Linked DNA regions of Homo sapiens: region 2 is linked to region 1. A link is a loop called in an ENCODE intact Hi-C map of the cell type or tissue named here. Cell type or tissue: heart right ventricle. All regions are shown on one strand. Each heading gives the region's core, and the rest is flanking DNA. Links, peaks and the distances in the headings are about the cores only.

The links. Hi-C counts contacts between places; a loop is a spot of excess contacts. Peaks named below come from ENCODE experiments on the same cell type or tissue, not always from the same donor. Only the 100,000 strongest peaks of a DNase experiment are listed, where the experiment ranks them.
Region 2: it touches region 1 in a loop (2.8-fold over the local background); 16 of 110 quality-filtered maps call a loop at or near these places.

The regions. Positions count from the first base shown.
Region 1 is chr10:80,380,576-80,385,959 of GRCh38, forward strand. No RefSeq gene overlaps it. Among named protein-coding and RNA genes, the nearest start is that of PRXL2A, 25 kb to the right of the region's middle. In heart right ventricle, for the core only: a CTCF peak has its summit at 2,652; a DNase peak (open chromatin) is centred at 2,586.
Region 2 is chr10:80,661,504-80,666,887 of GRCh38, forward strand. No RefSeq gene overlaps it. Among named protein-coding and RNA genes, the nearest start is that of LINC02655, 14 kb to the left of the region's middle. In heart right ventricle, for the core only: CTCF peaks have their summits at 1,330 (motif pointing right) and 2,763 (motif pointing right); DNase peaks (open chromatin) are centred at 1,358 and 2,748; H3K4me3 peaks cover 518 bases; H3K27ac peaks cover 841 bases.

The sequences.
Region 1 (5,384 bases), core at 181-5,180:
TTTTTTTTTTTTTGAGACAGGGTCTCGCTCTGTGGCCCAGGCTAGAGTGCAGTGGGGTGATCTCAGCTCACTGCAACCTCCACCTCCCAGGTTCAAGCAAGCAATTCTTGTGCCTCAGCCTCCTGAGTAGCTGGGACTACAGGCACCACCACGTCCAGCTAATTTTTATATGTTTAGTAGCCACAGGGTTTCACCATGTTGGTCAGGCTAGTCTCGAACTCCTGGCCTCAAGTGATCTGCCTGCCTTGGCCTCCCAAAGTGCTGGGATTACAAGCGTGAGTCACCATGCCCAGCCCATAACTAGCTCTTGACTTAAAGTGAGAAACACGTGACTCTTCTTTTCACTTGAACATTTAGAGGCCATTGTACAGTTATTAATTGGCCTAATTTCAATATTGTTGTGTCTTGGGGAATAGGAAGGCATGAGGAGAGGGAGAGAGATGAAGGAATGGTGTGTTGGTGGAGCAGTCAGAACATACACAGTATTTGTTGATTGAGTTCACCGTCACACACACAGTATTTATTGGTTGAGTTCACCATCTTATATGGGTGTAATTGTAGATAATTACAAAGTAACATCAGAGATCACTGATTGTAGATTCCTATAACAGATATAATAATAATGAACGAGTCTGAAATATTGTGGGAATTATCAAAATATAACACAGAGACACAAAGTGGGCACATGCTGTTGGAAAAAAATGGCACCCATAGATTTGCACAACACAGGGTTGCCACAGACCTTAATATTTATTTATTTATTTATTTATTTATTTATTTATTTATTTATTTTATTGAGGTGGAGTCTCACTCTGTCGCCCAGGCTGGAATGCAGTGGTGCTATCTCAGCTCACTGCAACCTCTGCCTGCCAAGTTCAAGTGATTCTGTTGCCTCAGCCTCCCTAGTAGCTGGGATTACAGGCATGCGCTACCACACCCTGCTAATTTTTTTTTTTTTTTGAGACAGAGTCTTGCTGTGTTGCCCAGGCTGGAGTACAGTGGCATGATCTCGGCTCACTGCAACCTCCACCTCTGGGTTCAAGCAATTCTCGTGCCTCAGCCTCCCGAGTAGCTGGGATTACAGGCATGCACCATCACGCCTGGCTAATTTTTTGTATTTTTAGTAGAGACAAGGTTTCACCATGTTGGCCAGGCTGGTCTTGAACTCCTGAGCTCAGACAATCCGCCTGCCTCAGCCTCCCAAATTGCTAGGATTACGGGCATGAGCCACTGTGCCCGGCCAGACCTTTAATATTTAAACAAAATGCAGTATCTGCAAAACAGAGCAAAGCAAAACACAATACAATGAGGTATGTCTGCGCTTAATTTCTTACACAAATCAGATAGGTAGGTAGATAGAACAAACGACATTACTGGGATTCATCATGGAAATGTTCCACTATGGCCATTATGTATCCATTAAAAGCAATAATGTAGAAAGATACAAATTTATAATATCAGGGTGTGTGTTTGTGTGTACTGGTGTGTCTATCCACAGAGAACTATCTGGAAAGATGGTCATTTGAGGACAGGATTACTATTGAATTTGTATTTTGTCATGCTTTTCTGTATCATAAAATTTTTTATAAAGATCATGAATCCCATATAAAATAAAAATATGTTTTTTCATTTGGGAAAAATTAATTTTTTAAGCAAAACTTATCAATATGAATCTGGACAGCTCAACTTCTTCATTTTCAAAAGTAGGAAATGTATATTTGTCACTCTGGCTTTCATCGTGACTGTTAACATGGTGTGCTAGAGTCCCATCTAATAGTTTTTGTGTTTCAACAGGATTCTTCCTTGCCAGCCTCCAGGATGGAAGAGTAATGGAGGGAACTCTCTGGTTATTTTCTCTACCTGTCCTCACTCTAGGAGGAAAATTGACCTCTCTGGTTGTTGAGATTGTTAGGTGACTGCAAATCTTGGGGTTGCATTCATATGCTGGGCAGAGTAAATGTATTAAAAGTAACACTTTTGTGTTTCTTTTTTTTTTTCTCTCCTTGGTCTCTTAAACCTGCTGGTATTTGTGAGGCTCACATTTGCAGCTTCTGTATCTACAATTTGATGGGAAAGTCAGTCTCCTGGAGGGAAATGAGAGACACTACCACATTCTTCGGTTTATCTGATTATCTAACTGAATATAATTCTAAATAAACTATTACTCTACTCAAATGCAGGAAGGAGAACCTATTGAAACTGTTCTCTTGTCATAAAATTGCCCTCGGGTTCATTATTGTAATTACCATTACCATTGCTCATGGCTATATTATGATCACGAATATAACAGTCATTAGCTAAATGCTTCTGACTTTCCTTCCAGGCATAGACCTTCATCACGCATCTCAAACTCAGGAAGTCAGTCTCTGGTTCTCCCACCCATGAACATCCATCTCCAACTTCCACTACTCCCTGTGACACTTAAATGAGATAATTCACATAGAGCACATAGAATTAGCATGCCTGGACCACAGGGACTCCCGATGGCATCAGCATTGGCTGCTGCTGCTGTCATGATTGTTGTTGCTGTGCTAGACCTGTGTAATTTTAAAGTTGTAGTTGTCGCTGCTAAGGGACAATTTCCTGCCACCTCTACTGTTTTTTTCTCTGCATTAACAAAAGCCCCAGCTGGTTTTCCTCCCACAGCCATGTGGTGGCACCAGCACTTCACAAATTTTCATCTGAAATAGGTAGTTTTTTTTGTTTGTTTTTGTTTTTTTGTTTTGGGGCAGATTCTCACTCTGTTGCCCAGGCTGGAGTGCAATGGCGTGATCTCGGCTCACTGGAACCTCCACCCCCTGGATTCAAGTGATTCTCCTGCCTCAGCCTCCTGAGTAGCTGAGATTACAGGCACCCGCCACCACGCCCGGCAAATTTTTGTATTTTTAGTAGAGAAGGGGTTTCACCTTGTTAGTCAGGCTGATCTCGAACTCCTGACCTCAGGTGATCCACTCACCTCGGCCTCCCAAAGTGCTGAGATTACAGGTGTGAGCCACTACACCTGGCCTTTTGCTTGTTTTTTAAATTGACAAATAAAAACTATACGTATATGTATATATATATATATAATGTACAATATGTTTAACATGTGCATTACCTAACATACTTATCATTTTTTGTGGCATGCACACTAAAAATGTTAACCATTTTCAAGTGTACAATACATTGTTTTTAACTTTAGTCACCACGTTGTACAACAAATCTCTGAATTTATTCTCCAATCTAACTGAAATTTTATATCCATTGACCAACATCTTCCCAACCTCCACTCCCATCCCAGCCCCTGGTAACTACCATTTGAAATGGATGGTTATTAATTGCAGCAGGACTTTCAGCAGGGATCCTGAGGTCAGGTCCATGTTTCTGCTTATACAAAGAGTCAGCCTAGACAATCAGATCTTCCATAACCTGTAGAAATGTTTCCTTTTTGTGTTTCTTTTTATGGGGATTTACTTAGTACTTAATCTTGTGTAAATCACCCCTGCTTTGGCCTCCATATTTCTCAATAATTATGCTAAGATAGTCTAAGTAAACCAAGGGGCAACTTGAAAATAATAATGGTTATGTATTGAGCACTTACCAGACACAGCCATCCCTCTGGAGCTTACAGAGTAGCTGGAAAGAGAGATAATAAGCAATAGAACAAATAAATTTGAAGTACTATATGAAAATAAGTCCAGAGTGTGGTAAGTACTATGAAGAAAATAAAGGGCCACAGGGAGAAGCCACATTGTTTCACGGTTAGGTCTATATTCATTTTGAGTTAATTTTTGTGAAAGGTGCAAGGTGTGTATTTAGGTTCATTTTTTACATCTGTGCATCCAATTGTTTACCACTATTTGTTGAAAAGATCAGGCCGGGCGTGGTGGCTCACGCCTGTAATCCCAGCACTTTGGGAGGCTGAGGCGGGCGGATCAGGAGGTCAGGAGATCGAGACCATCCTGGCTAACACGGTGAAACCCCATCTCTACTAAAAATACAAAAAATTAGCCGGGCGTGGTGGCAGGCGCCTGTAGTCCCAGCTACTCAGGAGGCTGAGGCAGGAGAATGGCGTCAACCTGGGAGGCGGAGTTTGCAGTGAGCCGAGATCGTGCCACCGCACTCCAGCCTGGGTGACAGAGCAAGACTCCATCTCAAAAAAAAAAAAAAAAAGAAAGAAAGAAAAGAAAAGATCATCCTTTCTGCAGTGAATGGCCTTTGTGCATTTGTCAAGGATCAGTCGACCATATTTTTGTGACCTATATATCTATTTAACCAATACCACACTGTCTTGATTACTATAGCTTCATGTAATCCTTGAAATTGGTGGTATTATGGGAGGCTGAGGCAGGAGAATGGCGTGAACCTGGGAGGCGGAGCTTGCAGTGAGCTGAGATCACGCCACTGCACTCCAGCCTGGGCTACAGAGCAAGACTCTGCCTCAAAACAAAAAAAAAAAAAAGAAAAAAGAAAAAAAAAAGAAATTGGTGGTATTACTACTTCAACTTTTTTCTTCTTCAGTGTTGTGTTGGTTATTTGAAGTCTTTTCCTTTCATATAAACTTTAGAATCTATTTGTTGATATCTACAAAATAGCTTTCTGGGATTCTGATTGGGATTGCATTGAATCTATAGTTCAAGTTGGGAATAATTAATATTTTAATAATATTGAGTCTTTCTTTGTTCCCTTTTTTTTTTTTTTTTTGATACAAGGCCCAGGCTGGAGTGCAGTAGTACGATCATAGTTGACTGAAGCCTCAAACTCTCGGCTTCAAGTGATCCTCCCACCTCAGCCTCCTGAGTAGTTGGAACTACGACTGGCTAATTTTTCAATTTTTTAGAGATGGAGTCTCACATTGTTTCACAGCCTGGTCTCCAATTCCTGGCTTCAAGCAATCCTCCCACTTTGGCCTCCCAAAAGTTTGGGATTACAGGCATGAGCCATTGCACCAGGCCTTCTTTCTTTTTTCAGAGACAGGGTCTTGTTCTGTTGCCCTAGCTGGAGTGCAGCGGTATGATCATAGCTCACTGCAGCCTCAAACTCCTGGGCTCAACAGATTCTCCTGCCTCAGCCTCCCGAGTAGTTGGGACTCCAGGCATGAGCCACCACACCCAGCTAATTTTTCAATTTCTTAGATACGGAGTCTCACTATGTTACCCAGGCTGGTCTCGAACTCCTGGCCTCAAGTAATCCTCCCACTTCAGACTCCTGAGTAGCTGGGATTACAGCCAAAAGCCACAGTGCCTGGCTTGTTACTGTTTTAATCCATGAGACGGAAATAGGTCTCCATTTATTTAAACCATCTTTGACTTAGTTCATCAGTATTTTGTACTTTTGCACATGTAGATCCTATACATATTTTGTTAGATTTTTATACTTAAGTATTTTTGGTGCAATTATAAATG
Region 2 (5,384 bases), core at 91-5,090, 280 kb after region 1:
TCATCATCTCACTTTACAGATGAGGAAACTGAGGCTCAAATAGCTTACCAAACTGGTTGAGGTTGCTCAGTTACAGAATACTGATGCTAGTGCATGAACCCAGACCCTCCGGCTCCACAGCATCCAGTCTTTCCCTATGTGCTCTTAGATGATTTATCTGCAGGTCTTGTTTCATTGTCTGCCCAGCACACATGTGAATTACAGCTCACCTCCAGTGTGGTGACAAGGCATCAATCTTATTTCTTCTGTGTCTTTCTAGTTTGGATGTGAGAGAAGACGTGCATTCATCAGGGGTGACTGAAACCGCTGCTAAGGATTCAGCTCTAAACTGACTGTAAGCCTCTGGGTTTGTAGCTAAAGGTGGGTCCAACCTTGGCAGCCAGGGACTAATAAATGAAACTATGACATCCATAAGCTTGAGATGCTGTGATTTACACTTTTGTGTAAATCAGTATCCATATCTAGTATCCACTGGCAGTGAGTTGCTGAAGCCATGAACCTATTGGGAAAAATCCATATGATGGTGACAGTCACCACTTACTGAATGTCCACTACATGCCAGATACCACACAAGGCACCTTTATATGCTATCTATACAGTCCACACAAAAGTGCAGTGAGGTAGGTGGGATCATGCCCATTTTCATATGTGGAATTCAAGGTTCAGTATATTTAAGGACCTTGTCTGGAACCACACAGCTAGCAAGTGGAAAAATTGAGGTTCACACAATTTGGTCTGACTCCAAAGTCCACGCACTTCCATCTAGAATCTTGCTACTCCAAGTCTTGTGCTTGGACCAGCAGCATCACCTAGGGGCTTGTTAGAAATGCAGGATCCTAGGCTCTCCCCTAGGCCTAGCTTACCAGAATCTGGATTTTCACCAGATTCCCAGGTGATGTCTATGCACGTGAAATTTCAAGGCACTGTTCTGGGCTGCACAGCCTCAGCTTCGTCCTTTCAAGATCTTGTGGATGGAATCCTGATTGCCATAATCTCAATTGAGCATGAACACGACTCTCATGGAACCTTTCCTTTGCCCTCTAGTGTGGAGAGTTGTCCCATTTTAGTCCCCTATCTTACCTAAGGATCTTCAACCACTGGGGACTGGCCCAAAATCAATCAATCAATCAATCAATCAATCAATATCTATCATTCATCTATCTATATCTATCCTATCTATCTATATCTATCTATCTATCTACCTATCTATCTATCTATCTATCTATCATCTATCTATCATCTATCTAATCTATCTAATCTGTCTATGTCTATCTAAAAAGGAGGGGCGGCCAGGCCTGTGATACTGTGATATTCCGTTTGGCCAGCAGGGGGCACCCGCAGCATCTCCCACGGCAGCCTCTTGAGCAGCAGGGAGAAAGCTGGGAAGTTCAGCTTCCTGCCTGTAAGGAGGGTGCGGTGGACGGATTAAGAACAACGCTGGGAAGGAAAAGCCTGCCTGTCAGTTTGCTCCGTGTGGAGCACCCGGCTTTACAGAGCTGTGCCGCAGAGGTGGAGAAAAGCTTTTGTCAATGTGTGTGTTTCAGAGTAAGCGATGGATCTAATCCCTGGGAAAAGCCCATGCTCGTCTCTACCGGCTGCAAACCAGCCCTGGGAGGCAGGCGCGTGTGGTCGGGAGGCAGGGGCCTAGCTTCTAATTTTGGTTGTGCTAGTAACTCACAGCGGGACTTTGGGACTTGGTTCTTTTTCTCAGCCCTAGTTCCCTGGGCTGTCTGAGACATAAAGTGCATAAGATCACCTCGAAGTTCTTTTCAAGCAGTAACAGTCTATGAAGTCATAATTAAAATGTCCTAGGAGAACGCTCTCTACTTAAAAGATTTTTTTTTTGTTAAATCAAACTGTGCAAAGCTAATTATCACTCCTTAATTCGTCTATTTTATAATTTCCATTTTTTCTACTTAAGTTTTCTTTTTTTGGTGTAAAAGTGAACATTTATTTAAAATATGAAAAGAAAACACAAAACACCAACTGAACAAGCGCCAAATACCACAAACATCCCCAAACCCAGAACGATGACATTGTATTTTTTACAAAATAACTTCCTAACACATCTCTATAAGAACTTTCATCTTCCTACAGTTTTTCTTTTTCTTTTTTTTGGCTTCATATGCTGTAGTCATCTCTTCATATATTGCAATTTTATAATATTTTTCATATAAAAAATTAAAAAGATAAGCCAACCTTTTCTCTGAGTTGATAAACTTTTGTTTTATTATTGATCGTTGTATGTGATTCTGAAGCCATACAACTTCAGATACTGACTACTCATTGTTTGTAGTGTTGCTACAGGATTGTACTTTTCAAACAGCAAATCTGAAAGATCATATTTCACCCAATTCCCATCAACAAAGAAAAAATTGTTGCATTTACAGCTGAATACTCTGTGTTCTTGAATATATTCTTGAGAGTCGAGAACTTCCATTTTGACTAAATGCCAGTGAGAATTCCAGATTGTGGAATTAATTGTATATATTTGATGACTTAAAGATTTTTTCACAGATTTAACTTCTGGCTCTGTATATTCTAAGCCTTTTTTCCCCTCCATTCCCATTTACTTCTGGTGCCAGGTACAGTGGGACACGTTCCTAGGGCGACAGAACTGGTGGTCCTGTACCTGCAGGCGAGGGTGTCAGATGAGTGGCCTGGGGAGGAGTTCTGGAAACCATTCCCACGACAGGCTTGCTCCCTGCAAAGCTGTGCGGGGAACTAGGGGAAGTCCATCGTCACTGCTGAAGGATTTCTGCCTGCAGGGGGCAGTGCAGGCCATTGGCTGTGGCTGTGCCAGGCTTTGACTTTACCCAGGAAAGGCTGCAGAGGGATGGGTGACTGGAAAATCCTCTTTCACGTGTAAGTTTTTTTCACCTCTCCTGAGCTGGTTCAAACTTCAGTGTCATTTCCCTCCTCTCTGATGTGTCCTTTGTTCTCACTCACTACTCTTCTTGCCACATTCTGAAAGTCTGGAACATTCCCAAAATCTGCTTGGAACAGACGTAGCTGCATCCTCTTACTTCAAACTACAAGTTGAGGATCAGCATAAGAAAACGAAGCTAATGTTTTGTTTATTCTATTCCTCTCAAAGATATGTCTCAGGTAGGTCTCCCTGCCTGTGAGTTTCCAAGTTTTTTTTTTTTTTTTTTGAGACGAGGTCTCACTGTTGCCCAGGCTGGAGTGCAGTGGTGCGATCTCAGCTCACTGCAGCCTCAACTTCCTGGGCTCAGATGATCCTCCCACCTCAGTCCCTCTGAGTAGCTGGGACTACCAAGTACGTGCCACCATGCCCTGCTAACTTCTGTATTTCTTTTGGTAGAGATGGCCCAGGCTGGTCTCAAACTCTTGGGCTCAAGCAATCTGCCCGCCTCAGCCTTCCTAAGTACTGGGATTACAAGTGTGAGCCAACATGCCTGGCCGATTATCTAAGTTTTTATTTTATTTTATTTTTTAATTAAACCTCATAAAAGGATGTAGTGAGCCAAACTCAGAATGAGGAAAAGTCTGTTAAAAAGGTAAACTGAGGCACAATAAAATTTTTAGAGTTTATTTGAGCAAATAATGATTCATGAATTAGGCAGCTTCAAACCAGAAGTGGTTCTGGGCAGCTCCACCAAGGGAGGGGCTTTCACAGGCACATGGAAGTAAAGCCAAGAAAATGTTTGATGGGTTAGTTGGACAGTTGCCTTGTTTGGTCTATCCCACTGGAAAGTCCCTCATAACAATTGTTAAGTTTTTGGCTGTTTCTGATTCGTTGAGCTTCAGTTTTGTTTTTCTTTCATGTAGGCATTTACAAGAAATAGCCCAAGTTAAATTTTGCTTATATTTGCAAATCAAGCAAGGTTAGAGTCACTTATAAGGCCTAACTGGTTTTGTCTCCGCAGGGATTCTTCAGGCTTGGCCCCCATTTTAATTTACTTGAACAACTTTATATGACAAATGACTCCACTTTTTCATAAAAGAAATGGCATGGAAAAAGGGGGGTGAGGTGGGGCAGTAACTTTTAGGTGAAAAAAAACAAGAGACAGATCACTGAGTGCAATGTGTGGACATTGTTTGGATCCTGATTTAAACAAACCGACTATAAAAAGACCACCTGTGAAACATGTTGGGGCATTTGTGCGTGGTCTAAAAGTTAGTCGATACTGAGGAATTCTTAAGATGGTTGACTGTGATGTGATAGGTGATAGTTTGGATTATGCTCCAGCAAATGGGTGTCACCCTCTACTCCCCTTCCTTAGCTGTAGGGGTTAGACAGGAAGGAGGCGGCAGATGCAAAACCCCAGGGATTAGGTGACAGGGACCTTAGTTAAGGGGGTGGCAGCAGGGTTAGTGGGAAGGGGACGGACCACGAAACCATTTTTCTCTCTCCATCTTTCCCATCTTCTTTTCCTCATACAGTTACACATTTTCTTGCCCTTAGGCTTTCCTAAGGGCCCTTTTCAGGATGCCCTCCCTCACTCCTTCCTCTTCCATATTCACTTAAGCCAGTCAGGACTCTGATCTTGCTGTCTCCAGTGCAGCACACTCTGTCCATTCCCTTCCCTGAACGTCCCCTGTATTCCCAGGCCATTGCTCACAGGTCAGCCCTGGGTCATATGCTTATCTCTCCAGCTGGACAAGAGACTCTTTGAGGAAGGGCCAGAACTGGGTCTGATGTCAACTTTACTCCCTACATCCTGTGTGCTCAGAAAAAGTTCACTGATTGAGAGGTCCACCAAGTTCACCAGGCAAACACAAGTTATCTTGGAATATGTCTTTTCATCGACAGAGGGTGACCCCAGCAGTGCCTATGCCACCTGGAGGGGAATTTGGAGGCAGTGGGAGCACCAGGCAGCAACCTGCAGACCCCCTGGAGGGTAATAAGTGACAAGGCTTTATTTCATCTTGTCCCATCCCTGACCATGGTCCTTCAGAGAAGCTGCCTTGAATAACGAGGCAGGACTTTTGGCAAATTAGACCCTGGTGGGCTCCACTGCAGTGGCTGTCAACACTGGCCACACGTTAGCACCATCTGGGAGGGCTTAAAACTCAAGCCTGATGGTGAGCTCTCTGTACCTCCTCCAGACTAATTAAAGACTAATTAAAACAATCTCTGGGGAGTGGGGGCCCAGGCATCTCACATTTTCAAACCTGTTGAGATGATAATGATTGTAGCTGAGGCTGAGAAGCACTGGGCTATGGGAGTCTTTGCCCCACTACAGAGCTGGGATTTAATGGAGCCATTTACAAAGCTGCTGGCTGGTCCTTGTTGGCTGTGCCAACAGGGAGAACAAGCTCACAGTATTTTATTTCTATATAATACAGTCAGTAGTCCCAATAGAAAGCAAGGAAAGGTTCTTAAAGCCATCTGCTTCAGGAGAAAACTGGGGTGTGGG